7 separate regions of the Homo sapiens genome follow, and regions 2, 3, 4, 5, 6 and 7 are each linked to region 1. Evidence: chromatin loops called from intact Hi-C (ENCODE). Cell type or tissue: heart right ventricle. All regions are shown on one strand. Region 1 overlaps HSD11B1-AS1 (HSD11B1 antisense RNA 1). Region 2 holds the start of LOC107985256 (a long non-coding RNA gene). Region 3 overlaps LAMB3 (laminin subunit beta 3). Region 4 overlaps LOC107985256 (a long non-coding RNA gene). Region 5 holds the start of MIR4260 (microRNA 4260). Region 6 has its middle 5.7 kb from the start of HSD11B1-AS1. Region 7 overlaps CAMK1G (calcium/calmodulin dependent protein kinase IG).

Region 1 (4,000 bases):
AATTAAACTTAAGCATTGGAAGATAAAATTGAGGAAATCTCCCAGAAAATAGGATGAAATGGAAAGAGATTAAAAAAATAAGACATAGAAAGATAAGAAACTTAAAAGATCAGCTCAGGAGCTCTAATATCTTCTATTAAGAAGTCCAAAAAGAAAGCACAGAGCAAATGAAAGAGAATAAAATACTCAAAAAAATTTCTCTAAAATTTACCAAAATACAAGATTTGAATTTCCATATTCAGTGGACCCAGTGGGTGCCCAACACAATGAACCACAAAAACAAAACTCATCAAAGAATATTATTGGAAATGTTAGAACCCCAGGAATAAAAGGACCCCAAAAGTCCTGGAGAAAGAAAAATAGTTCACAAACCAAGGGTCAGAAATCTGAACAGCAGTTGGACCTCTCAGTGTCAACACTGGAAGCTAGAAACTGAAAGGCAAGACAGCAACATCTTCCAATTCTCAGAGAAAACTTACCTAGAAATCCTTACCCGGCCAAAAAACAATCAAGGAGAAGGTAATACAAGGACAAGCGGATGGGGCTGACCAGAACTGTCACACTGTCCTTTATTTGGCCGGGGTCAGATGGATTAATGCCCTCTTAAAGATGTTAAAAATGTGAAACATCACTCCTGCATACAAGGTCTCAAAACATTTCCTTATCATACATGAGGAAGTAAATCAAGAAAGAGAAAAACGGGAGTTCCCATTCCCAAAGGAAAGTCCCCAGATTCAGGGAACAGGAGGACTAAAGTCTTCAGTAAAATGTCTCCAAGAAAAAAATAAAGGAGCTCATAGATTACTCAATTAATTTGACCTATTTATTTGAATTTTATATCTCTTGTCAGAGGGTTTGAAGGACCTGTACAACTAAGAAAGCAAACAAATCAAAATGAAGTGATTATTAACTCCCAGGAATTCAATGAAGACTAGAAGAAAAGAAATGCATCATAGTATACTATATTGTTCAGCTGTAAACAATTAATCATAATAATACAAACACTATTGATTTAATTAAAATTGTGTTATTATAATATTAGGAATCTAGAAAAAAGGGAATGGGTGTTTGTGTGTTGTAAAAACGCAAAATCCCAGTATTCCTTAGCAGGAAATGAATAAGTAATTTCCAAAATTGCAAAATCAAATAGCAGTAAAAGCACATCGTTTACAAATGTGGAGTTGGTTTTCAGGGGAAAATAAATTAAGATTTAAAAGCGATTTGCCTGTCAGTGGGACCAGGGCTGAGAAAGGAAAGAGCAAGGATTGTTGTCACTAGTTGTAAACCTTTTGTACTAGGTGACTTTTTAAGCCCTCCTCATGTATTATATTAATAAATGTAAAAACTAGTTTATTTAAAAAAAAAAAAAAAGGAAATGGCTCAGTTATAACACAGCAGTCTCCCAGGGAATACATTCTACCAACCAGTCAGCATGTTGATGTCTGGAGCCATTAAGTCTCTAACAAGCTAAAGTTAAAAGTATTTACCTAATTACCCAAAGTAGAAGTTCGGACCGGTATGTCTACAGGTTACTTTAGAATCACCTGGGGACTGTCAAAGAAAACCAGAGCTAGAGAGCAGTTAAAGTGGTAAAAACAGGTTTTAATCGGGACTATTGCAATGGAGGAAAAGAGATCTCAGTAAAGAACTGGACTCAATTCCAAATACACCATGGGAAGTGAGTGATAATTTACACTCAAAGAGCAGGATGGTGACTGGTGGATGGAAAATTTCTAAGAGGAAACATCAAGGTTGGGGTAAGGAGGGTTCTGGCTGAAAGGAAACAGGATTATTTCTGAAGACAGGCCAGGGTGGTCAGGCACCCCCTGGGGGATGATGGCAAATGAAAAAACCAATTAGAGATCAAGGAATCGGGTATTAAAATGGCGGGGGGGGGGGTGGGGGCTCGGTTCTTGCTAAATTGACTTAGCAGGATTCTTTGTAAAACTGGATTTTACAAGGAAGTGCCCAGATGGGCCTAGAAGGTTCAGGAGCCTGACTAAAGTTTGGCCAGAAAAATCTTTGTCAGGAACTTTGCAAAAAATCCAGATTCCTAGGTCCCACCCTTAATAAGCCAGACTCAACAGGATTTGGTGGGGTCTAAGGATCTGCCCTTAGTTCCCCCAGATGATTCATGGAGGTTTGGGAATCACTGGACTAGAGTGGAAATCAGGAGTGTGTGTTAGGAGGAGCAAGGGAATCAGTTTACATGTATTTTATGTGTGTGTAACTATTTCTGTATATTTAAGTCTCTCTCCCTCCCTCCTTCATTCTCTTTTATTTTCAGTTAACCCATAAATCCCTCTGGACTGCTGACGGCATTGCCAGAAATTAAGTAGCCATCCGAGCTGTCTCTCCCACTCCTGGGGCTCCCTCTGCTGGCAGAAGCATGTTAAAATTCTTAGCATCCTAAATCTAGAAATTCTCGTTCAGTTCCCTATTAGGTCAGTTTTTTGAGACTGTTGCCAAACCCTCAAATTTCATGAATCCTCCCATCAGATATAAAATACAAAGTGAAGCCTGGGAAAACTTTCTTGCCTTAAATTTGTGAATATATAAAGATTAGGAGGGAGCAGGACAAGGCAGAAATGAAAATGAAAGGTATATGCTGTGGTCAATACTGAGGAAGAGGAGACATTTGAGAATTTAAGTTCCCACCTTCTTCTTCCTGGCCCTCCCCCAGGAGATATGAATAGATGGGGAAGCTGCATGTAGCTGCTTTCCAAAAAATGCAAAGAAGGAAACAAGTTAGACTAAAAAGCTCACTGAATTTGGAAGCAGAAGGCAAGGATTCAATATCCACCCGTCCTCTACTTCCTCGATTCTCAAAAGAAGTGGTCTCCTTTTCCAGAGCCATGTGCCATATCATCTGGAGTATGACTCCATAAATCATATCCTTCCAGTGATCTTGTTTTTAGATTCTACTGGATCTTTCCCACAAACAGAAAGGATGCTCAGCCCAGCACACTGTCTGGCACAAATGCTCAATGCATTTGAGCATTTGAATGAAAGTTTAACTCATTTCTATCCCCCAAATCAAAACCCTCTTTCAGATCTCCATGCTTCTCAAGTGCCTCAAAATTGTGGACCAGTAAACATTGCATTCCCTCAGGTACTTCACTCTTCAACTCACAGCATTTCCACTTTAGCTCCTCTGGAACTCTCAGGCAAAGATCTCCAATGATTCCTTTATGCCAGACCCCCTGTATTCTTGGCACTTCTCACCTTCCTTGACCTCTCCCATCTCACTGAGACCTGTTCCCTTGGGTTCTGTGCTCTCTGTCCTCCTGCTCCCAGCTCACCGTTGTTCTCCTTTGCTGGCCCTCCCCTTCCGCCCAACCCTCAAACATGAGTGTAAGATTTCCCTCTTAGCCTTCACTCTGTCCCTGGTGGCTTCATCTACTCCTATGGTTGCAACATTAACTTCCATGATTTAATTCTCCCAATTCTATATCTTTAACCTGGACCTTTCTTCTGAGTTCCAAATACCTACCAGACATCTGTATCTGGATGTATAAGAATCAGTTCATCCATTACACACTCAAAAAATGCTTACTGAGCACCTACCCTGTGCCAAGCACCGTACTAACTCTGGAGATGCAGGGGCAAGCAAGGTGGAAATGGTCTCTGCCTTCCCAGAACTATCTAATGGGAAAGGCAGACAGTGAATGGCTAGGAGTAAAAAGTGATGAGTGCAATGATTAGAGAAATGCCTAGGGTTCAGAGAGCACTTTTTCTGGTCCCCAGCATTCCCTGAAGGTGTGACTTTGAAGAGCAGTACCTGAATGATAAGGAATTGGGGCAAGGGGAGGTTCCTGGGGAAGAATTTCAAAAATAATGAAGAACTTGTAAAGCTGTAATAGGTAGTTTGGACTTTATCCTAAAGACAATAAGGAGCCACTGAATCTTCTGAAGCAGAGAAATGTGCTGATCAGTTGTGGTGTGAAGAACTGGATGGATTAGAGCCCAAGGGGAACTTCACAGTGCTGGGATATTCATG
Region 2 (4,000 bases), 110 kb before region 1:
GTATGCCCTCTCTGCCGACCTCTTTGGGTTATTGGGAGGATTAGCAGAACCAATGGCAAAAAGATTTGTAAACAGCCTGTGGCTCTGCAAGCCTAAGGAAGACGAGTCAGCCTCAGTCCCTCCTGGAGGAGTCTGTGGACAGGCTTCAGGCTCCCTATCCTCAGCCGCGTTAAGATGCAGAACGCAGCCGAGCTATCGCTGTCAGTCACAAGACAGCTTCCTTCACCTTCCCCAGGGGCGCGTCTACCTCCCTTCTGTTTTTAAACTTCCCTAGTTTACCTCTCAAGTGAAGATCTTAAAAGGAGGTCTGGATTCACCACCACCACCACCCCCATCCACACCATGGCCCCTTCTCTCCACGTAACTTTGACGCACAAACATTAACCCTGAGGCTCCCGGAGATGGCTGCCAGGGCTCACGCTGGTCTGGCTGCAGTGCTTGTCTGGCCAGCCTCTTGCTCTGGAGTCAGATAAATTGATCATGAGGAAAGCCTCTGAGAAGGGTCAAGAGAGTCAAGCAGATTCCGCCTTAGGTAAGAAGATGATCTTTTCCAGATCATAAGCTGAAGACAGAACAAGGTCCCTGTCATTCCTGCTGACCCAAGCTTAACCAGAACCAAAGATGAGACCCACCTCTGAAACAGGCCGTAACACAGAGTGCTTAGTAATACCTGATATGGGGACCACACTTTACAGTTTATAATGTGTTTATAATTAATCATCTTTAGGACGATCCCATCAGATGGTGTGGCATGTATTATTTCCCCTTTAGTATAGATGAGACCATTGAAGCTTAGAAGTTAAAGGGTTTGCCTGGGGTTGCAAAGCTGGTGATGGTGGTGGCAACTGAACCCAGATCTATTGATAAATTCAGTGAACTTTCCACGATGCTGCAGATTGCTCTGGTGTGTGTGTGTGTGTGGATGCTTATTAAGAGCACTCTTCAGAAAGTACTCTTTGGGAAAGAAGCTTGAGGTTAGAGTGAGAAATGGTTTGAGCTGGAACCATGAGAGGCTTGGGGCAATAGACATGCTGTCCCCAGCCTCCATGCTGAGAAATCTGAGTGCTTTAGGGATTCAGCCCTTTCAAGATTGTCCGAGCCATGTGTTCCCAGGGTAATCAGTCAGACGTTAGGATTGCATTACAGCATCATAAGGATGAAGGTGGAGATGAGTGACATCCCAGCAACTGCCACCAGGAAAGAGGCAACAGGTTATGTGGTACAGTGACGAGAAGACTAGCGTTGGAATCCAATTCAGTTGTATCATTCACTATCTGTTTGATGTGGGGGATTTTTCTGAACATTTCTACTTATCAGTACCTCAGCTGTAAAATGAGGTTACCTGGAAAGGTGGCCGTGGGGCATTAAACAAGATAATGCATGCAAAGTGCCTAGCGCGGTGCCCCACCCAGGTGCGTGGTCCAGGGCAGCGAATACTATAAAGCCTGGGAGCGATTCTACCTGGAAGTGAAAAAGCATCCCCCTCTAAGAGGAGAGCGCCTCCCTCGCTCCCTCTCCCCCATACACACGCACACAGGGCCAGAAATAAATTGCCACACGAGTGCGCGCGAGTGGCGGCGCCCAGCCGCAGCCTGCCAGCGCCAGCGAGTGAATGAGCTGCAGCATGAATGAGGGGAGCGGCTGAGTCTGCAAACAGGCTGCGTGCCTGGCGCTACAACTGCAGGCGCGCCGCCACGGTCAATGGCGAGGGGGTTGGGGCTGAGTGGGAGCGGCTGCCAGCAAGAAAGCAAACTGAAGCAGGCAGGGGACTGCACGGACTATCCAGGATTGTCAAACCCATGTCCTTGGAGGAAAGGCTGGTAACTCAGAGCTTCCTGACACAGCCCTTCGTCCTGAGTTCAGCCTGTCCTTCCTTTTGTACTCTATCCCTGGTAGGGGAAAGATCCTTCCTCTCCCCTTCTGGAAGCCAGAGTAGAGTGCCTAGCTGGGAAGGTTAATAGTAATGAGCGTCCAACCTGTACAAAAGAGGCACCTCTTGCATGGGATTGGGCTTGAAGGCGGTGTGTGACACACAGTCAGCGTTAACCTTGAAAACTCCTTAGAAAAGTGCCCCAGTGGAGACCTGCATATCACCTGTGAAAAAAACCAACAGAAGTATTATTTCCTCTCTTGTTGCAACAGTTCCCTGTTTTCTTGGTTGAGTACCAGATGAAGTAGTTGGCTTGCATTCAGGCTATGATGTACGAAAAATCATATATCTTTAAACACTTTAGAAACACAGTGAGATGAGATGCTCACACTGTGAAAGGCACGTGGGAGCTGGAACCAGCTGAAGAAATAGCAGATTCCTGTCTCCTGTCCTGTGCTCACCCTGTTTAAGTCCTTATTGGTTTCCCTTTCTCTTTCTCCAGTGCTTAGTGTTTAATTCATGTGCCTATAATGTGGACCCACTGCATGGCACTTTAGAGGTTGCAAACTGCTTTTGTGCCCATTGAAGCATTAGCCCTCCAAAGGAATGCTGAGAAATAGAGCAGGGATCATTATTCACATTCAGCAGATGAGGAAACCAAGGCCCAATATACTTAGCAGCACACTAAGAATAAGCAGCATACCCTGCTCTCTACAATGGCCCCTGTGTGTTGACCTCTCAGCTACCGCATGAAGCCCTAGAGAATGATCTTCACATCCTCTGTAAGAAGCACACAGTAAACCATAAGCAACACATAAATTATGGCTTGTCACTGCAGCAGGAGAGATTTTGTTAAACTTAAATGTAGGTTTGCGCCTTAAATAAACTGCAGGCAACAATTGAAAAACCTTCTCTCTGGGTCATTTTGTGAACAGAAATTGGCATGCAGAGTTGATCTTTGAAATGCAGAATGGCAGTGGCAGAAGGGCTGGGAAATGGAGTGGGTGGTCCTTGGAGTTTCTCTCCAGCCAGAAGCTTCCTGAAGCCTTTAGGTTCCAGAGCCTCAGCTTTGGCAAGCAGATGAGCCACTTGGGTTGCAACCCGTGAACTGGAAGTGAGTTCTGACACAGGCCCAGCCATTCACCTATGACACCACAAGGAGGGTGAAACTGTGACTGATGGCAGAGGGCTGCTCGAAATTTCATCTATCCCTGCAAAATATGAAGAATTACAAAGCATTAGAGATGGCCTAGTCTACATTTTCCAAAGGATGCTCTGAGAAACCCTAGATCCCCGGCACACTAATATTAGTGTTACAGAAGGAAAGAATTTCACTATCTACGAAATTTGGGAAATGCCAGATTAAACAGCATGTGTCTTTAATGGTCCTCAGAGCCTTTAATAAGCTAATGTGGATTGTGAATCTCCAAGAAGGGGGCCAGAGGAGGTAGCAAATCCACCCTACTCACAGAGAGTCACCCAGGACTAAGATACTGAAAAGCAAACTTCAGGGAACTTTAATCTAGTCCAATCTCCTCTGTTCACCAGAGAGGAGGATGGAAACTCAGGGATGTATGGTGATCTGCCTGGGGCTGCACAGCTACGGGATATCAAACCAAGACTGGAACAAGTCTGGGTTCTTTCTGGTATTCTTTTAACCCAGTGGATGATATAAAGTCCAATATGGACCAGAGTCTAGAAAATTGTGTGACCCAGCAAGAAAACTTCCCAACTTTTGCCTTTTACCCTTTTGTAACCAAGCGCTGATAGATTTCCATGATTCGGTGTGCCCCAGCCTGGAGGCAGAGAGCACATTCTTATTAGAGATGATCCAACTGATAACCTCCCTCCCAAGGCCCATAGGCTTTTCTGAGTCATGCTCCCAAAGAATGGAAAATCCCGGAAGCAGAGACTATAAAGCAGTCTTAGGGTAGACTGATTCCTCTAAGGTCAGTAAAAGAGCCAGGCATGATCCAGAAGGCTCTGAGCCTGCTCACTATGCCCCAGAGTGATTCATGCCTCCTTGCTCAGAAGCCCCTAGTGACAGCACCAGCAAAAGGAGGGTGGCTCTTCCCATGGGTAGAATTGAGAACCATTATCTGTGAGCTTAAGATTGCAGAGGTGCTACTC
Region 3 (4,000 bases), 49 kb before region 1:
TGGTCTGACCTTGAAGCTTATCACAGGGAAGGCTAAGGCAGAGAGAGCACTTTGGGAAGAAACGGGGCTTCTCCAGCTGACTCAGCTCAGTTACCACAGAAACTGGAGACCTGTCGCTGGCTGAAATACCTGAGCACTTAAAATAATCCTTTCTGGGCAAGAGAAGGCCCTTGCTAGAGCCTGACTCCCCTCCAGACCCCTATTTTGGTCCCTGGCAGTGAGCATGCCCTTCTTTATACTCTTCCCAGCCTCTCAGGAACAAACTTTTCCACTCCCGTCCTCTGTCTGCACTCAGCACATGTCCTGAGGAGAGACAAGGGCCAGCTGCCTTCCGGCCGCCTGTCACCAGAGCTTTCTCCCCAGCTCTGCTGGGAGCTGGTCCAGCCCTTCCCTGGTCAAGAGAGTGCCAGAAACAAGCCTCTTTCTTTCCCTGGGCCATGGGACAAGGAGCTGGAGACTGCGGAAATGCCCCTGATACTCCCAAACGACAGGATATTATGTAACTATTAAAAACACTGTTTAGAGAAAAAATTTTAATTGCATGGAGAAATGATTATATTATGTTTTATGAAAAAAAGCTGGGCATACACTTGCATATACATTATAATCTCAAATATATGTGTGTGTGTGAATATATATATATGTATATATTTCCATTTAAAGGAATGTAAAGTATTTGGAAGGAAATACACCAATATATTAAGTGAAAACATGAAATTGCTGATATTCACCCATTTTGACCTACAAAAATGGCAACTGCATACAGTTCAACCTGATATCTCTGGGTAGTGGAATCATAGATAACTTTTTTTCCTTCTCTGTTATTTTTTATTATGTTTAAGCTTTTTTGTTTGTTTGTTTGTTTGTTTTTTGAGATAGGGTCTCACTCTCTCACCCAGACTCTGGAGTGCAGTGCCGCGATCTCTGCTCACTGCAACCCTCTGCCTCCCAGGCTCAAGCGATTCTCCCGCCTCGGCCTCCCGAGTAGCTAGGATTACAGGCACATGCCACTATGCCCAGCTAATTTTTGTATTTTTAGTAGAGACGGGATTTCACCATGTTGGCCAGGCTGGTCTCGAACTCCTGACCTCAAATGATCCACCCACCCCAGCCTCCCAAAGTGCTGAGATTACAGGTGTGAGCCACTTGCACCCAGCTTGTTTAAATTTTTATACCTTGGATACATATTAACTTTTATATTCAGGAGAGCAAATAGTATCATAAAACAAAACCAACTAAAAATGGCCAGGGTTTATTGCCCTGCTCCTCCCTCAGTCTTCATGGGGATAATCTGGGGCACCCATGCCTTCTTCTCCTTCTGTCCACGTGTGCAGGCACTGATGGCAGGATCAGATGGCATCATAGGCTTACAAACTGCATGCTGCTTATCACAGTAACATAGCCGAAGGAGGAATTTACCTCAATCCTCAGAGACAGGCTAAGCCAACAGGCAAGACAGGTATTTTAAGTAGCTCTGCCTGTCAACGAGCTAGCAGGACAGAAGCCTGAAATAGAGTAGTTTATGGCAGAAGCCCACATGAAGACAAGCTGCTAATTTATCCTTCCCCTCTGGGTCTCAGTTTCCCTTTCTGCTTTATTCTTGTATGCTTATATGTAGGGTGCACACATTTGTAAGCGTCGTGTGCATGTGTGATTCTCAGTGTGAGAATCTCTCATATGTGATATGCCCCCATCTCTCCCAGTGATGGCAGCTCTCTGCTGCAGCTGCCTCCCTCTCTGGGGTCATTTGGCTGGCATTCTCCTGGCTGCATTACCTCAGAGACACAGTACTATTATCAATTCAGCCTGTCAGGCCTCCAGCCAGTTTGGCTCCTACTTGCTCTCCAGCTGGAAAGGCTAGGCCTTCTCCCTTATCCTAGAGCTTTCTAGAAGCTCAGCAGTCTGGCTGGAAGATGAACCCTCCCAGAGAGCCAGGGGAGGGCAAAGGAGCAAGAGGGCAAGAGCCAGCAGGGGCCTGAATCATGGTGGAGATGGGTGGAAAAGGAGGGCACACACAACTAAAAACTCTGAGCCTTTGTAAAACACAGAGCTAATTCTGGGGGAGAATAGGAAAACAGGCTCTGATTATGCATGGCCCAGCTCCCTCCCATGAGGAAGCCAGAGGGCTGTCTGAGTTCATCTAAGAAGCTACGATCGGGTCATGGCCACCAGCCAGGGCCAAAAGCAAAAAAAAAAAAAAAATCTAGCTGCCTTCAAGAAAATACATTTCCTCCACTTCCACATTCCTATTGGTGAAATACAAGGGTTGAATGAGATAATAAAGTTCCATCTTGTTCTAACATGCTCTTAGAGTTCTTCCCTGCTCTAGCACATCAGCCCAGAAGTTAAAGGTACTCTCAGCAAGTAGACAAAGAAAGCAAGAGAAAAACAAGACATTCCCCAGATGCTATCCTGGAGAAACACTTTTTCCAGCAATATGGACAGGGAGAAGGAGATCCTTGAGGCCTATGGTCAGTCAGGCCTCCATTAGAACCCACCGCAGTTCAAAAGCCTCAGCATTTCTATGTCAATGCATATTGGCAATGAAGATCAAAAGGCAGCACCTAGTGCAGGCGCTGGGTGGGAGGACAGCCGTATGTGAGATACTTTCAACTTTGTGTTTTTCCTTATCACGAAGTGAAATTTTGACCAAAGCCTTAACTCAGTACAGCTGTTATTTCCATCCTAACTAAATTCAGAAATCACTCTCTGAAGCTGATTATAGAGATGATATATGCTACACACTCAAAAATTACACTGCACCAGCCTCAGTCCTCAGCAGTGTACATATATTATCTTATTCCATCCTTCAAAAATCTCTGAGGTAGCTATACTACATTTACAAATGGTAGGTATCCCCATTTTGCAGATTAGGAAAGTGATAAGTTAAGAAATGTGTCCAAGCCCATAAAGTTAGCAAGGGATGAAGCACAGATTCTTGTCCCACCTGTCTGACTCCAAAACTACCTGTGCTGTTCTTTTTTTTTTTTCTTTCCTCCCCAGCATACTGGTGCTGTTCTGATTCAAGGAGCATAGCAGTCACTTGGCAATCACTGAAAATTTCAGAGTTGGTTTTCAGGAAACTCCCTTCTTCTGCTTCATTCCACCCCACTGGAAAGGCAACCTCAACTTCAGCACAGACATCTCCAGAAAGAGGGATGTCCCCTGGACCTGAGTGCAGAAAGTTGGCTAGTGTGCCGGGGACCTCTACAGGTCCTGCCAGTGGCAATGGCTACAGACCCTCATATGGCACCCAGGCAGGGGGTAGATGGCCAGGAAAAGAAGCAAGGTAGGTCTGCAAGACAGTTCCCAGAGGCTTCTGTGGGCCTGGACCCCAGAAGCAATGGAGTGAGAAGCCAGGCTAGCAAAGTTGTGAGGCCATCCAGGTTTGTCTTCGGGCCTTCCCATTTCACATTTCTCCTCTCTGCTTTTAACCTCACAAGGCCTACCCCTTAGCCCATAACAATTAGGACCCAAGAATCTCACATTCCACCAACCCAAGTTTTGCTTCTCTCTGATAGCAATTTTTCCCTACAATGTCCCTTTCCATTTTCTTCTATCCCCTCAAAACAAGACTCATTTTGGGTCTCGTGGGTCCCTTTGCAAAAGTCACATCTAAGTTTCTGATAAACATAGTCTTGCTGAGGGATGAATGGCAGGTCATAGATTGATATGGTGCTTTTCTCAAGGCTATCTGTGTTTTAAACAAGGAACTCAGTAATGCTTCATCCAAAACAGTAAACTCCCAAGGTAGAGCTCTGGAAGCTTTAGACCTGCTTAGGGCTTCTGGGAAACAAAAAAGCAGATATTTTGGGCCGGGGGGAGTGGCTCACACCTGTAATCCAGCACTTTGGGAGGCCAAGGCGGGCAGATCGCTTGAGGTCAGGAGTTCGAGACCAGCCTGGCCAACATGGTGAAACCCTGTCTCTACTAAAAATACAAAAATCAACTGGGCATGGTGGCATATGCCTGTAATCCCAGCTACTCAGGAAGCTGAGGC
Region 4 (4,000 bases), 120 kb before region 1:
CACCCTCTCTAGATACGGAGCTCCTTCTGGTGTCTAAATCTTTCCATTTTCAGCTGGGTTACAGGCTATGATAAGATCAACCTTACCTTATAAAGAAATGTCCAAAATGCCTGGCCTGGGCTTACTTCATCGGCTGACACTTGCAGAGCTTCCTAGGGCTATAAAAGGAACAGGGTCTGCCTTGGTGCTGCCCTTTTCTTCTGTCTTTGAAATCTGCCTTCTCGTGCCCAAACCCAGGAGAGGACAGAAGTTTCTCCTTCCTCTTTCCCTTCTCTCCCCTTCACACCATCTTGCTGCCAAACAAGGGGCTGATTTCAGTATCCCTATTTAGGGTCCTCTGGACCTCAAAATCAATCAATAATTTTCTGGCATCACCACATCACCTGGCCTTGCCACCTTCACAAGAATATAATTCTTTGTCTCTTTGCAATCCTTTAGGCTGGTTGTTTTTCCCAAGGTTTTGGAAAACCTGGGCAGACCATTCTTTCTGCTTCCCTCCACCTATTGTGGGGAGGTAGAAATGCTGAAAGCTAAGATCAATACAATCCATAACAAGGACTGGCAATGCCAGCCTGCTTTCTGTCCTCATGCTGAGGACTTGTCTCTTAACATGGAGCAGAAGGAACCAGCCTTGGATCTGGAGTGGCTATTGTGACTCGTTTCCAATTCACTGCACAGAGAAGGAGCCAGGCCATTGTCCTCAGCCCACAGACCTTGCTCTGGAAGCATTGTGCCTGCATTCCACCCCTATGCGAGGTTCTTTCAATCCATCTCTGGAGGTCAAATGTGGACCATGGCACTGAAAGCACTCAGACAAGAGATCTGGTGTTTAAATCAAGCAATTGTTTCCTTTCTCAGGAGTACATTATTTCTGCTGATTTCTACTTATTGTCAGTCCTATTATTTATATATTCCATCTCAGGAACAACAGCAGAGGAGAACATGTAGCTGATGATGATGCTGCTCCCTCAGAAACTCTCCTCCTCCTGAAAGCCTAGAAGAATGGAAGAGAGAAGGAGGGTGGGAGTGAGAGGTGTTCACCTCCCTGCAGGGGATGCAAAGGGAAAGGACAACTGGAAGAAGGATTTTCTTGTTGCTACTCTCCCTAGGGCCAGCTGGGGCTGGATGTGTCCCCAGAAGGCTGTCTGGCTCCCAAGCCCTAGGCATTCTAGTTGTTCAAGAGTCCTGGGTGTCACCCTCCCAAACCCATTATAAGGGAAAGATTTTGTCTTTCACTTGCCTCCCTCTTTCTGACTAAGTCCCCTAACTAGGGCATATATTGATTGGACTCCTTGGAGATGAGAGTGCTCGGGAGCTCAGTAGGGTTCCTCTAGACAGTTATTCCAAGAGGTGAGGGTGCCTGTAACCTCTAAATCACAGGATCTTAAGCTGAGATCTCACTATACATGGAAGTCCTCCGTCCCAGACCTCTGGCTTATGGGTGAGCATGCGTATGCACCCTCTCGCCTTCTGTGTGAACACTGTCCCCTCCTAAGCCCCATTTGCTCCCTTCACCCAGATCTCTGGAGCCACCTTACATACCATATTACATACCATATTGGTCTCTGCCATGTCTCAAACTGATTCAGAGCCCCAATGCGTCCTCTTCCTGAGTGCTTGTCATTTTCCAAGCAATTCACATACATTATCTTATTTAGCACTTATGACCTTCTTATACCCAATTTATGCTTGAGAAACTGAGGCTCAGAAACGTTTTTAAAACTGTCTGACTCAGCCTCTGCACTACAGTGAGTCTCAAAAAGGTGTGCACATATTACAGAATGTCAGGATCTATCCAAGGAAGGGATTCATAAAGGTCATCTATTCACTCAGAAGAACTTTCCAGAATGCCTGTGCCATGCCTGCTCTTTGATGGTCACTGTGGGGGACAGAAAAGACTCTCGGGAAATCCCTGTGATCCCATTGAGTCCTTTCCACAAGTGGGGAAGGGGCCCAGTAATTGTCCCTGGGAAGTCTCCAGAAGGCTGACTTGCTGAGGGAGGCTGCAGACAGCTCCCTCTTAAGGCAGAAGAGGGAGATGGGCGGTGGGGGAGCAGTGACAGCTCACTGCCTGCGCATCGCCTTACCCACAAGAGACACCTGCAAATATGTGTTGGTTCTTAAAATATTAAAGAAAAGGAGCAGCAGTTACTGCCCATATCAGAAATATGATGCTCCGGTTGTGCAATGGGTTACCACGTGGAACTTATACAGAAGAAATATGGAGAATTGTGAGGCAAGGCAGAAGGAGGGGTTGGTCAGACACAGTGCCACCAAGAAAAATCCGTTCTCCCCACCAGTCAGCCAGCGGGGAGGACACAGGCACCTCTGGGCCTGTTGCTAGACAGGGCACTGTCACTAGAGGGCAGTGCAGCTCATTCTTGGGAGTGAGGGAGCCTGGTCATCCCATCTCCCACAGAGCAATCCTGCTGGGAAATCACCGTGTCCCAGCGGGGCAGGGAGGAGCAGCACCTGGAGGTAGGTAGACTCGAGATTCTAGGGGTAGGGGACAAAGGTGACATTACTTTTGATGTTTTTATACACATTCTTTCGTTTTATTTGACCCTGACAGTAGACTCCTGGGGTAGACTGAGATCTTTAGCCCAATTTGACAGATGAGAAGACAAATCATGAAGGTTAGACTCATCCCAGGTTACCCAGCTAATAAAGGTGCCAGGTTCCCTAAGCCCCAGTCCCAAGTTGAATCCAGGGCTGTCTGTAAACATGATGACATGGGCTAGATTCCTTAGTGAAATTCTCACTGTTGTAATTTCTCCCTTTGTTACTTGTGTATTCCCTAGAGCGTTGGGAAGAAACAGAAAAACAAGGTTAAAATGGAATCGCTCAATCAGATACATTGTAAGTAGCTTTGATAAAAGTTTGGATGAGGCAAGGGATACTTATGACTACCCACTTCCTTTGACTCCACTCCTGCTGGCCTTTCCAGGCCACATCCTGGTGACCTTGGAGAGTCATCGCAAATGCCTCCAGCTCTGGATACAGAAATGCATGTGGATAATGAAGGATGCAGAGGTGAAAGGTCCTCCAGTCTCTGCTGAGGATCAGAAGCAGGTTCCCATAGGAAGTGACTAGGTCATAGCCAGAAACCAGAAGCCAAGGGTGATGAGATTCATCCTGTCCTCCATCAACTCTTCCTGGAACATGACATAGACCCAGGCTGGGGTCATTTGGGAATATGATTTAAAGCAGTAGAGGTGATAGATTCTTTTAGCACATAGACACAAATCACACACATGAAGAGAGGGTTGGATGGTCAGATGAAAATCTACATGCCTTGTAGACATTCCACCTGCAAGATCCCCTGCTACCCCCACGTCACCCAAGGTACAGTTAGACATAACCAAATGCTTGATGAACACTGGCAGAGGCTGAGGAGGAGGATTGAAGAATCTGGGAAAGAATACATAGGATGGAGAGGCCCAGGGAAACAGGAGAAAAGAAGAAAGTCCAGGTGGGAAGAGTTGATACCTTCCTCCTAGGCAGAGTGGCCATGAGGACTCAGCCAGACATCCTGGATGAATGGCCCACCTCTGACACACAACTCTCTGCAGCATCTAAAGAAATTGGAAGATGCAACACAAACCAAACAATGGGCCATTTTGTACATTCTTCAGGATTCTGTGTGTCCATGGGGGCAGCCCATGGTAAGCCTGATATGGTTGGGCTGTGTCACCCACCCTAATCTCATTTTGAATTGTAGCTCCCATAATTCTCACATGTCATGGGAGGGACCCAGTGGAAGGTAATTGAATCATGGGTCTTTCCCGTGCTGTTCTCCTGATAGTGAATAAGTCTCATGAGATCTGATGTTTTTATAAAGAGGAGTTCCTCTGCACAAATTCTTTCTGTTTGCCTGCTGCCATCCATGTAAGACAGGACTTGCTCCGCCTTGCCTTCTGCCATGATTGCAAGGCCTCCCCAGTCCATTAAACTCTTTCCTTTATAAATTACCCAGTCTCTGGTACGTCTTTATTAGCAG
Region 5 (4,000 bases), 71 kb before region 1:
AGCCTTCCAGGATGAGCACATCCCCACCTAGATCTTGCCCTTCCTTTACTCTGCACCACTTCAGCTGCATCCTCAGGGTCAATCGGTATGACATTCAGTCGCAGAGCCTTCTGGGTCTCAGGATGGGCTCAGTAAATATTTACTGCTTTGAGCAAAAGCATGGGAGGAGTTGAGACTGCAAATCAAATTAAACTCAGTCCCTGCCTTTATGGAGCTGGAAATCTAATGGGAGACAGGCACATGAACAAGGAAGTACAGCTTTGAGTGAGCGGAGTAAACACAGGTGCTATGATGGCCATGGAAGGGGCCCCCAGCGCCATCTGATAGGTCCAGGGAGGCTGCCTGGAGAGTGGGATGCCTAGATTCCTAGAGGATGAGCAGGAGCTAGACAGGTCAGCAGAGGTGGGAGAGGGGAGACGATCCAGAGAGAGGAAAAACATTCGCAAAGGCAAGAGGCAAGAGAAAGTGTGTTTGTGTATGCACACTCGCATGTGTGTATGTATTTGTGTGTCTATGCCGTAAAGCAATAGGGTGTGAATGACAGAGTCAGACAATTAGGCTTGAAGCCTACCTGCACCACTGCCAAGCTAGATGCCTTTAGGCAAGTTGCTTAACCTCTCTGTGCCTAGATTACTTGTGTGCAAAGTGGAAGTAATAAGAGTACTTAGTTCATGTAGTCAGGAATAAATGATGTAATACATGCAAAGCACTTGGAACAGTGCCTGGACTCAGTTAGAACTTAATAAGCCTTAACTATTCATTTTGTCAATTCCATTTGAAGAACTGGGAAAGGCGATGTTTCCTCCTCCCTCCACAGACTTTCCACTCTCCCTCCCACACTGTGACCCTATATCGGACAGCAGCCAGCGCTCAGTGGCTTCTGCACCAGGACTCTGGAGACCAGAGTCCAAGCCCACCGCTACAGAAAATTTTCCTGGGTTTCCCCCTGGGGCCAGGCCTCTCTCAGGCCCTGCTTTTTCTCTCTGACCCTGGACTCATCATAAGACTTGACCTGAGATACAAGTATAAGAGAGAGGACAAAAGGGGCCTGGCAGCTCCCTGTCTGTTCACATGAGCCTCAGCTGCACCCGGCAGGAGAGAATTCCAACTCACCTCCCACCCACTGAGGCCAGAGCCCTGGCTGAGATTAATGCAGGATGAGTGGCCATTCAGCCTCACTGGACTTGACTCAGGGGCAAGAATCCCTTATCCATGAGCCTAAGCCCCACACCTTGACCTCCCCCATCATCCACGTTTGTGGGGCACAATCTCCCTACATCCCCAGGTAATATTTTCCCCAGGTGAGTGCCTCAAGGCCTTATGCAAGTCATGAGACCTCAGAAGAACTTTCCTGCCCCTCTCTGACCTGCCACCTGCACTCAGGAGGGGACTTCGGCCTATCTGGGGCAAAAACACTGTAATAGTAGCAAGAGGAGCCACTGTCATTACACCAAGCCCTGGGCTCGTATTAACTGGGCTCCCAGCCAAGCAAATAACCTGGCAGGAACCAGAAATCTAACAATATCAACTCTTGTTCCTGAGGCACTTTTCCTTTTTCAAAACACATTTTACATCAGTTATTTGATCCTCAGAATAAACTTGTGAAATACTACCGTCCCCATTTATAGAAGCAAAAGATGAGGCAAAGAGAAAAGCAGCCTGCCCAATGTCACACGAGTCTCCCGGGTCCTGTTTAGGGATCTTTCCATTGTACAGCCCTTCCTCACTCCCCAGAGCAGTGAGGAAGGGTGTCTGGTTCATTTATTCATGCCACCAATGTCAGATGTCTTTCTGTGTCTGGCCTTATGTTAGGTGCTGGTGACACAGTAGTCAACAAGACAGACAACCATCCTTGCCCTCCTGGAGTCCCCATTCTAGTGGAGTGACAATCCACTTGTTGACAACTGAATGAGGGTGAGTAGTGCAAGGAAAGTAAGATGATGGGGGACAAACAGATCGGATGGTCAGGAAACACCTCTCTGGGGAGATGACCCAGAGGACAAGAAGCAGCAGCCCTGGAAAGAGGACTTCAGGCAGACAAAGAGCAAATAAACATCCCTGAAGCAGGCAAGAGCCTGACATGTTCAAGGACAGCCAGTGAACAAAGCAGAGAAGAGCCCAAGGTCACTCCCAAGAGATGGACAGAGGCCAGGCTCTGTAGCCACGATGGGAGTTGAGAGCTCATTCCAAGAACAAGGTGAAGCCACTGAAGGATTTTAAGCAGGAGTGAGATGTGATCTGACTTATGCATTTTAAAAGAGATATTTCAGCTGTTGTGTTGAGAATGAGAATGGGTCACAAGGGATTGGAGTGGGTGGGGAGGGCAGACGGGAGAACGAGAAGGTCATGGCCATGGTGCCAAGGAGAAGTGGAGGCCTGGATGTTGCAGGCCTGGGACTAGGGAGGGAGGGCTGGCTGATGCACTGAACATGGGAATGCGGGACAGGCAGGACTGGAACAGCAGCCAAGGTGGGGTGGAGACTGGGCTCACCTGTTAGGAAGTCCCGGACCTGCTGGATTAGGAGCCGTGTGCGTCTGACATCTTCCTCCATCTGGGAGCGGCTGGCGCTCACCTGGGTCTCCAAGCGCTGGGCACTGGATTGAATCTGTGAGGCAGATTCCTCGGCTGCCCTAATCTGTTGACATACACTCTAGGTCAGAAGGGGTAAGGCCCCAAGGGAACCTCTCAGCAGCCCCACGATTCTGCGGATCATCCTCTATGCCAAGACCTACCTAGGAAGCATTTGTAACCAACCCAGCTTACATGTGGATGTTCAGTAAAAGAGAAAAAAAACTATCTTGCACTTGCTGTGGCACCTTAAGCAGGTCACCTAAAATCTCTGGACTTTAGTGTAAAATGGGAACTCTGACTTGCCCGGGGGATCTATCCTGTCTGCCTCCTCCTACCTGTGCCCACCCCGCCTCGGCTGCACTTACCATCTGCCTGGTCCGCTGGAGCTGGGCATTGAAGCCCCGCAGCTGCTCAGCCACCTGCCCCGCCATCAAGAAGGCCCCACCGGCCCTGGGAAGGACACCCCTGCAGCGGGAGCCACAGGCTGTGCCATTGTCTTGGGGACATAGCTCACCAGGGCATGATATTGGGGTGCAAGCCATCTGCCTGGAGTTGCCACAGAGCTGTGGACAGATGGCGGTGTTAAAGAGGCTACCCAAAGCCCCTCAATAACCAATCCCACCCCACACCTGGGAAACCAACAGCCAGACATCTCCATGACAACCAAGCACCAGAAACAGCCAGACATCTCCATGAGAGCTAAGGACCAGAAACTGGTTTCCTTGGCAACCACTGAGCTCACAGTGAGCAGTACAAGGGTCGGGATGGCTGGGGGAGTGGGGTTCTCACAGGGGCAGATCTGCCCTAATAGGAAGCAGGTGGCAGCAGTTGGTGTGTGACAAGCTGGGGTGTGGGCTCCAGGAAGTGGGACTCCATGCCCCAAGTCACCTTGTTGAAGGTGGGTGTCAGGTCAGGCAACGAAGACATCTCCAGCCTCAGGGCCACAAGCTTGGGGCTGCCGGTGCCTCCTCCTCCTCCCGCCTGCCGCACCAGCCTCTCTGCCTCTCTCCGGCTGTCCCTGAGCTGGTCCAAAAGGCGCGAGCTGTCGGAGACCTGCTGAGCAGCCTGGGCTGACTGCTCGTAGGCTGTGCTCAGCATCCGGAAGGCTCCTGTGGCGAGAAGCATGAGGAATGGAGATGGAGGAGGAGCAGGAGGGAGAGGGGGTGGCATGCCCACCACGGCAGTGCCCATGCCCGGGGTTATCCGGGTGCCCCTCTCCTCACCTGAAGGATCAGCACTGCTTATTTTTTCAAACTGCTCCCTCTTCCTCTGATACATAGTAAGGAGACCATTGAAGCTTCTGTCAAGACTCTCCAGGTCTCTCGGAAGGGACAACGTCTCCTCCTCCAGGGGCAGATCCAGCTGCAGGCCCTGGAGAGTTCGCCTGAGAAGGGAGAGGAGCTTACACTAAAATATAGGAGGGAGTTT
Region 6 (4,000 bases), 56 kb after region 1:
TATATAGAAACAGAGAGTAGAAAGGTGGTTGGGGTACAGGGATGATGGGGAGACAGCGGTCAAAGGGCACAAAGTTTCAGTTATGTAAAATAAATAAGCCTAGAGATCTAATGTACAATATAGGGGCAGCAAAACTCCACCTCCATTCTCAGAGAGTCCTGGCTGAGCCCAAGAATTAAACTGATATAAGACAGATTAACAGAAGACAAGCAAACAAATTTATTTAATAGAAATTTTGCATGGCACAGGAGAACCTCATAAGGAAATAAAGACCCAAAGAAGCAGTTAGAGTCAGTTACAAACTCAGTATACTGAATTTGACAAAGAATAGCACACTGTGAAATGTGATAAGGCAAGTGGCTTGGGCTAGGGTATTTAATTGGGTAGAGATGCAACTAGGAAGATAAGGGTTAGTTTAACAAGGTTTGTTTGTACAGATTTCTCTTGGCTTCAGCTTCTCATCCTTGATGATAAGACTGTTCCTTTTTTTTTCCTACTACAGGGAGGATGTCTTTCCCATGAGAATGTCATCTGCTTTTAAGAAACAGCTCAAAGGTCAGAGTGATCTTCTTGCACTTGCTGTTTTTTAAGTGCCCTTAACTCAAATAGTCAATATGCCAGAATGGCATATCTTTAACTCCTGAAACATCACGAGGACTATAGTTAATAGTATTGCATCATATACTGGAAATAACAGAGTAGATTTTACGTACTTTTACCACAATAAAAAAAAAAGGTGACTATGTGAGATGATGAATATGTTAACTTGCTTGACTGTAGCCATTATTTCACTATGTAAATGTACAGTCATGCATGGCTTAACAACGGGGATAAGACCGGAGAAATGCATCACAGTTGACTCCATCATTGTTCCAACATCATAGAGTGTATTTACACATACCTAGCTGATAGAACCTACCACACACCTAGGCTGCATGGTATACCTTCCGCTCCTCGGCTACAAACCTGTGCAACATGTTACCATACTGAATACTGCAGGCAATTGTAACACAATGGCAAATATTTGTGTATCTAAACATATCTAAGCATAGAAAATGTAGAGTAAAAATACAATATTATAATCTTATAGGACCACTATCGTATATACGGTCCATCATTGACCAAAACATCATTATGCTATGCATGACTGCATATCAAAAAATCAATTTTTAAAAGATGGAAAAGTACCAGATGAGCACTGGCTGATTTGGGGAGGCTTTCTGGGAAGGATGATAGGAAACAGCAACCCTAGGGGAGGACACATTGGTACACCGCATAACCTGGAATCAGAGGGTGGAAACTGGGGACTGGCCCAAAAGACCCTTAACAATGAGGGGCTGAGGCCCAAGGGACACAATGACAGAGCGTTCGAGCATCTCTCTGCTGAGCGACTCGCTGCCCCGGGACCGCTGGGGTGGTGTGCGTCAGGGGCTCCCTCACACCGTCCTTGAACAGTACCGTGGACCACAAAAGAGCAAGGCTGTCCTAAGGAAAGACTTTGCCTCTTCGCCGGCCTCCCTTTGGGCCGTCAGGGTGGCAGCGCCACCCCGTGGCTGAATGTGGTGGTGTACCACGCTTCACGCAATCTCCTTGCCCAGTGCGTATCAGGTTCTACCCCAGGGCGGCCACCACCTGCACACCAGCGTGCCTACCAGTGAGTCATCGCTTAGGGCCCTGAACTGACCTAGAGGCGGGGCTGGACTCCGGCGTCCGGTAACTCCGCCCGGCTGCTGGGGCCTACGTTTGGCATTGAGCCGTGGGGAACTAGACCTGTTCAATAGCGACAGCTAGTGGTCACCCTCAAAAACAAGGTGCTCTGAACCTCGCGGGGAAAGCGCTGTCAAGATATGGGAAAATCAGGACAGATGATTGGCCTTGAGTGGAAGCTGGCACATTTTCGAAGCCACTCTTGGGTAAAATGGTCTGTCGAAAACCCAAACGCTTTAAAGTGATGTACAACGACCTTGGCTGCCTCTCCAGCCACATCTCGGGCCACCTGCCTTGCTTTTGATTCCCCAAGGACAAAGAACTGCCAGTCCTCTGAAGCACCCTGATGATCCCACTGTGTGTTGGCCATGCCATCTCCTCTGCCCTGAGCGCTCTTCACTCTCCCCATTGCATGGTTAACTCCTGGGCCTCCTTTAAGGTTAGGCCCAACCATTACCTCCTCCAGGAAAACTTCCTTCCCTTCCACCCGGTCCACCTCTCAAGGCTGGGGCAAGTGAGCTCCCACCTCTATCCCATGCCTCTACAGTTTTCTGTATTTGTTTATCACTTGAGTTTATCACACTTTTTAAATTTACCTGAAAATTGCCTTGTGTGTCTGTAACTAAGAGAAGATACTGACTATATTGTACTCATTGTTGCATCTCTAGTACTGAGTGCAATTTTAGGCATTTAGAAGGTATTTAATGTTTAAGAAATAAAGAACTCATAGACCCTCATACTGGGAAAGGCTTTAGAAGAAACGGAGACCCACAGGGGCAAAACAGCCTTGCATTTCAACAGAGAGGCGGAGACGGATCTAAAAGTCAGCTCACTGGATTCCAGTCATTGCCTGTTGCCCTACACCACGCTGTTTTTGCCCCCTGCTGACACCCAATGCACTGAGCTCTCAAGCTGGTGAGAGAGCCTTCCAGCTCTACTGACCCTGCCATCTCCACCATGCCCTAAAGCCCAGCTTGATTCCCTCCCACCCACTTCCTGGAAATCTTTGCTCTCAGAACTAACCTACTTCTTCACTAAACTTCTCCAGCAAACCCACTCCAAGGTTTTATCCTAAAGAAAGTATTTTAAAAGAAGAAAAACAAATAAATGCATGCATGAAGATACCCATTGGCAGCATTATCTGTAAAAGCTAAAAATTAGAAATGACAAAAATCTCCATATAATTAAATAAAATTAAATTCCTCTATATAATTTCCACATGAATAAAATTCCTAATTATATCATGCAAACTAAAACGAGTTTCACTGCAACATTGGAATATTTTTATTTTTACTTTATTGTGTTACCAAACACTTCCATAGTATTTACTATATTTAGGAACTATTCTACTGAATATTAACTAATTTAAATCATCAAAAGAGCCCTATGAGACAGGTGCTATTGTGATTCTCATTATTAGTCAGAACACATTTGTTTTGGTCTAACTTAAAATGGAATTTAAATGACACACAGTGAGAAACACTACGAGCCACTTCAAATGTTTTTCTTCCATGGAGAACAGTGCAAGACACATTCTTTAAAAAACTTAGTTAAATGAGTTTTAAAACTTACAAGTTTAGATCAGACAAAATGCATTGACTCACTGAAACTACTCCATTTTCACACAGCCACAGATCTGCAAGTCCATTTCATCATAACCATTAATAAATCACAAGACAGATGCTCCAAATTGCAGGTGTTGCTAATAGTGATAGCTCACATTTCTTAATGCTTTACAAGTATTATATCTGGTAATCCTATAACAATTCTGTAAAGTAGATATTATCGGTTATAGCCATTTTACAGAGGAGGGAACTGAGATGCAAAGACCTCAAACGTAGTGTTCATGCACTCTAAGCTCAAACAGATAGTAAGGGGCAAAGCCAGGCTTCACACCCAGGCAGTCTGACTTCTGGTGTCCCTGCCCATCTAGCCCCAGGCTGCCACTCAGGACAGCTTCAGAGTGAGCAACAGTCTTGAAGTATAGATGACAGATGTGATAGATAAAGTAATCCTGTTACAAAGTTAAACATAATCACAGCTCTGAATTATTACAATTACAGAAAATTATTATAACATATTAATTTTTATTATGTATATTAAGTTGTATTTGCATTGTATTTGCCAGTGGCTAATTATTATCCTGAGCAATGCTGGGTCACGTGGCTACTGGTTAATGATAAGGAAATTACTAAACACGTTGTGGTACACTAATATTATGAAAGACCATGACGATGTGAAAGCTAAAAAAATGGAAAAAATGTAAAAGCAAAAAATATTTATAATATAGTAT
Region 7 (4,000 bases), 91 kb before region 1:
TTTCTGCACCCAAAGGCATTGCTCACTTTGATTGAGTTGATGGGTCAGTTCAGTCAATTAGCTAAGTTTAGTCGGACAGCTGTCCTAGCTGATTTTTTTTTTTTTGGCAACAAATTGATGAGCAAATCCACTGGTGGCAGAACTGGTTTGTGCACACAGGCTGGAGAGTAATTAGCTCAAAGGAACAAAAATCAATTGAGGGCCAACATCAGGAACAATTAATAATTAAGGAGGCAGCATAAGATTTGGAAATTAGCTTCAATTTATAACAAAGCAAATGGAGGTTCAGCACCCCAACCATCTTGATGAAGGCAACACTACAAATCATCATATGTTTACAGCAAGACTCTTACCACAGACCCTTGTGAAACCCTTATGGTGTACCAAAAGTGTATTAGGCACATGAACACAGGATCAGAACCACAAGGATGAGGCAGACAAAATTCCTTACCCTCAGGAGCCTATGCTGGATACAGAGGTGCCTATAAGAAAATCCAACAAAATCGGATGTGAGTCACACTAGCAGAAGGCAGAGTTTGGAGGAGATAAAGATTCATTTTGCCTATGCATATGTTTTTATGAGTATGAGTTATTGGACCACTTTCAAAGAAGATGGACCTTGATAGATGAGTCAAACTTTGTGGGGGCAAGAAAGGCAATGCAGAAAGGGAATTCAGGCCAAGACTAGCATAAACTTTAATGTAGAACCATGAAAGTGCAAGGGCTTTTAGGGAAGAGTGAGTATTGGAAATCCCTGAATTTAGAGTATATAGTATTAAAAGACAAGTGATGAAACTAAAATCATGAAATGAGACCTGATTACAAAGGATCTTAGATGCCATGATAAGGAATGTTGGCTTTATTCTGTGGGCAAAAAGAAGTCATCAAAGGATTTTAAGTGAGGAGTCACATTGTCTGATTAACATGTTGGAGCTATCCCTCTCAGGCACAGTGGAGGATGGATTGGAGGGTGCCAGCCTAGAGGACAGGAGGCTAATTATAAGACTTTCACAATAATTTAGGCATGGGTTGAGAATACAAGCAAAGGTAGTGGCAGAATCATATGTGCCTAAAAGGACTAGATACTAGAGATGTTTCAAAGAGAGAAGTGATTGGGTTTGGGGTTGACTAGTGAAAGTATACAGGACAAAAGCATAAAAAGAGACCCTGAGATTGAGCAATCAAGTGGACAACAATATAATTGCTAGGGGTGGAGAACAAAGAGGATATGTAGGCTTGGATGAAATAGAAAGAAATTGGTTGGAACATACTGAATATGAGTATCCACCTATCTCAACATGAAGGCATTTCATAACATGCTGGAGACACAGGTCTAGGATCCAGGGATATTAGGGCAAAGAAAGACTCTCAACTAATTGAGAGCAAGGACCATGTCATTTTTCTTATTATTGCCTTGTATCAACAGTATTTGTGCTCAATAAATGTTTGTTCATTGAGTGAATAATTGATAAATTAATGTTAGCATTGCCAGCTTCTGAGTATAGTTGAATTCATCAAGAGACAACTGACACAGGTCTATATTTTCTAAAATATCGTAAAGAAGATAGCTACTATTGATTATGTGTTTACTATTACCCAGACACTGTATTAAGCATTATGCATTATCTCCTTTTATCCTGATACAATTCTATAAGAGACACATACTTTTCAGACAAGGAAAGTAAAGATTTGAAAACTGGAATAAGCCAGCTGAAGTTATCTAATTGCCTGAGCTAGATCTGAACCCAGGCCTGACTGACTCTGAGCCTAAGTCCTTAACCCCTGTGCTGCACAGCCAGGAGTAAACTTCCTAGAGAATTTCCTCCTTTACAGGCAGGCACAGCATTGCTGCCTGGCAAGCCGAGCCCCTCTGCTAATATGATTATTCTGCTTGACTCAGTCTCTGAGTAACCCCAAACAAGGGTAATGTAGGGCTGGACTTCTCCACCATGATGCTGTCGACATTTTGAAACAGATAATTATTTGTGGTGCTGGGGGCTGTACTGTGCAGTGTTGGATGTTTAGCAGCATTTCCGCCTCTACCCACTAGATGCCAGCAGCACCTTCCCCTGCCCTAGTCGTGACAATCAAACATGTCTCAAGATATTGCCAAATGTTCCCTGAGAGGCAAAATAGTCCCTGGTTGAGAATCACCATCTAAGTCATCCCACAGAACTAACCCTAAAAATAAGCATCTACCTTGCTTCTCGCAATATCTTGGAACACTAATTTTTCAACACTTCCTCCGTGGTTATCCATGAGGAGGCTCAGCTCACCTGAATCCCTCCCATTGTATACAGGTTGAGCATTCCTAATCTAAAATCCAAAATGCTCCAAAATCAGAAACATTTTTAGCATTGACAGGATGCCACAAATAGAAAATTCCACAGCTGACCTCATGTGACAGGTCACAGTCAAAATGTATTCAAAGCTTTATTTCATGCACAAAATTATTTTTTAAATATTATGTAAAATTACCTACCAGCTATGTGTATAAGGTACACATGAGACATAAATGAACTTCATGTTTAGACTTGGGTCCCATCTCTAAGGTATATCATTATGTATATGCAAATATTCCAAAAACTCTTCTAGTCTCAAACATTTTAGATATGGGATACTCAACCTGTACTTTTTAAGTGCAATATTTCTAACATCTGAATACCTACTTTGTAGAATAACCTAGTGTTGGGTACTCCCTTAGCCTTCCTCCATTCTTCTAACTGTCTCTTTTAGTAAAGTTTAAAGAGATTCCTGGCATAACAAGGAAGTGTTTGTTTCCTGAAGGAAGGATGATCAATTATTCATTCAGTAAACACGGACCGAGCACCTCCACAGGAATCTTTTCTCTGGGATTAATTTGTGACAGTCTACTTATTATGAAGGCTTCACAGAGACCTAGTCTTCCTAAACATTGCCATCAAAAGCCTCCAACAGAAACTTTTGGGCTAGGTCTGCATTATTTGTCTGTACAACCTGAACCACATACCTTTCATCATGCACTTTATTTTTCCCAGGATCAAGCATGAAAACATTGTGACCCTGGAGGACATCTATGAGAGCACCACCCACTACTACCTGGTCATGCAGCTGTAAGTAAAAGGTGACTTGCTTCCTTCACAGAGGCCTGGTGGGGCCTGGGAGGCCTACAGGAGGTTGGTCGCTGGTGAGGGATGGACAGCAATTCAAAGACAAAAATGAAGACTTCATTCAGGAGGCTCAGAAATGCCAAGGGTCCTTTTAGACTGAGTGTGCCTCTGGTCATGGGCAGGTTCTATGTGGGCCACAGGGTAAACCTGGGCTGATTATTAAGCTCCTTTGCACCAGGACAACCCTATCAGTGGTTAGAATATTTCCTACCAGTCAGCAAATAGCTGCGACCCCAACCCATCCATGTCCTTCTGCTGCCCCACCCCTCCTCGCCCCTTGCAACCAAACGACCGAAGGGGTAATGCCAGACTAACAAGGAGTCACCAGAACCCTTTTCTGGCACTGTGGCTTCAGTCCTTTTGGACCAATACATGTTAATCAAATTGGATAGTAAATGTTTTAACATCACTCCAGCATAAAATTACTGTAGGAGCAGAAGCCACAGGTAGATATATTTCAATATAAAGAAAGATTTTCCCAAAACAGAGTCACCCAAAGTTAAAGACAGGCTGTGATTGTATGTGTCCATCTGTAGGACAGAAGTGGTGCTTCATTAGCAAGGTCTCTGCGTCATTGCTGCATCCAAACAACAGCTCTGCCTGACAGCAACTGCTGTAGAGGTTGGTCAGTGTTCATAAGGGCTCAGCATTGGGCTCAAAGACACTTCTGTTTATAAAGTACACACACACACACAAATACACACACTTGCACATGCACAGACATACACGCACTCACACACCACTCTGCAATCTCAGCGTGGCTGGACACAACGTGGTTTTTGGCTGATGGGCTGATTACTAAGAAACTTTAACGAGATAACTCAGGCCTAAGCACCTGATTAACTGGGGGC

What was found. Peaks named below come from ENCODE experiments on the same cell type or tissue, not always from the same donor. Only the 100,000 strongest peaks of a DNase experiment are listed, where the experiment ranks them.
Region 2: it touches region 1 in a loop (5-fold over the local background); 104 of 110 quality-filtered maps call a loop at or near these places.
Region 3: it touches region 1 in a loop (3-fold over the local background); 52 of 110 quality-filtered maps call a loop at or near these places.
Region 4: it touches region 1 in a loop (11-fold over the local background); 105 of 110 quality-filtered maps call a loop at or near these places.
Region 5: it touches region 1 in a loop (3-fold over the local background); 46 of 110 quality-filtered maps call a loop at or near these places.
Region 6: it touches region 1 in a loop (4-fold over the local background); 71 of 110 quality-filtered maps call a loop at or near these places.
Region 7: a loop joins it to region 1, with 10 times the contacts of the local background. A loop is called at or near these places in 64 of 110 quality-filtered maps.

Annotation. Positions count from the first base shown.
Region 1 is chr1:209,690,720-209,694,719 of GRCh38, forward strand. All of the region lies in intron 1 of HSD11B1-AS1 (HSD11B1 antisense RNA 1), which reads right to left. It also overlaps a transcript of HSD11B1 not described here. Among named protein-coding and RNA genes, the nearest start is that of HSD11B1, 12 kb to the right of the region's middle. In heart right ventricle, CTCF peaks have their summits at 2,367 (motif pointing left) and 2,573; a DNase peak (open chromatin) is centred at 2,362; H3K27ac peaks cover 657 bases.
Region 2 is chr1:209,584,225-209,588,224 of GRCh38, forward strand. All of the region lies in intron 1 of CAMK1G (calcium/calmodulin dependent protein kinase IG), which reads left to right. LOC107985256 (a long non-coding RNA gene) reads right to left here and starts at 2,141. Exons shown (of 3, transcript XR_001738443.2): 1 at 1,977-2,141. In heart right ventricle, a CTCF peak has its summit at 1,560; a DNase peak (open chromatin) is centred at 1,678; H3K4me3 peaks cover 757 bases; H3K27me3 peaks cover 216 bases.
Region 3 is chr1:209,641,622-209,645,621 of GRCh38, forward strand. The region is part of intron 3 of LAMB3 (laminin subunit beta 3); the gene reads right to left. Among named protein-coding and RNA genes, the nearest start is that of LAMB3, 8.8 kb to the right of the region's middle. In heart right ventricle, a CTCF peak has its summit at 2,098; DNase peaks (open chromatin) are centred at 370, 1,830 and 2,090; H3K27ac peaks cover 4,000 bases.
Region 4 is chr1:209,574,543-209,578,542 of GRCh38, forward strand. It overlaps LOC107985256 (a long non-coding RNA gene), which reads right to left. Exons shown (of 3, transcript XR_001738443.2): 2 at 2,915-3,155; 3 at 2,526-2,797. Among named protein-coding and RNA genes, the nearest start is that of CAMK1G, 7.2 kb to the right of the region's middle. In heart right ventricle, a CTCF peak has its summit at 2,354 (motif pointing right); a DNase peak (open chromatin) is centred at 2,359.
Region 5 is chr1:209,620,045-209,624,044 of GRCh38, forward strand. LAMB3 (laminin subunit beta 3) reads right to left here. Exons shown (of 23, transcript NM_000228.3): 15 at 3,796-3,956; 16 at 3,461-3,681; 17 at 2,938-3,135; 18 at 2,492-2,636. MIR4260 (microRNA 4260) reads right to left here and starts at 3,466; the gene lies at 3,400-3,466. In heart right ventricle, no CTCF peak of the experiment used is centred here; no DNase peak of the experiment used is centred here; H3K27ac peaks cover 1,950 bases.
Region 6 is chr1:209,746,244-209,750,243 of GRCh38, forward strand. No RefSeq gene overlaps it. Among named protein-coding and RNA genes, the nearest start is that of HSD11B1-AS1, 5.7 kb to the left of the region's middle. RefSeq lists an enhancer at 1,890-1,979. In heart right ventricle, a CTCF peak has its summit at 1,715; a DNase peak (open chromatin) is centred at 1,658; H3K4me3 peaks cover 740 bases; H3K27ac peaks cover 1,925 bases.
Region 7 is chr1:209,600,197-209,604,196 of GRCh38, forward strand. It overlaps CAMK1G (calcium/calmodulin dependent protein kinase IG), which reads left to right. Exons shown (of 13, transcript NM_020439.3): 4 at 3,018-3,092. Among named protein-coding and RNA genes, the nearest start is that of CAMK1G, 18 kb to the left of the region's middle. In heart right ventricle, CTCF peaks have their summits at 2,047 (motif pointing right) and 2,252; a DNase peak (open chromatin) is centred at 2,058.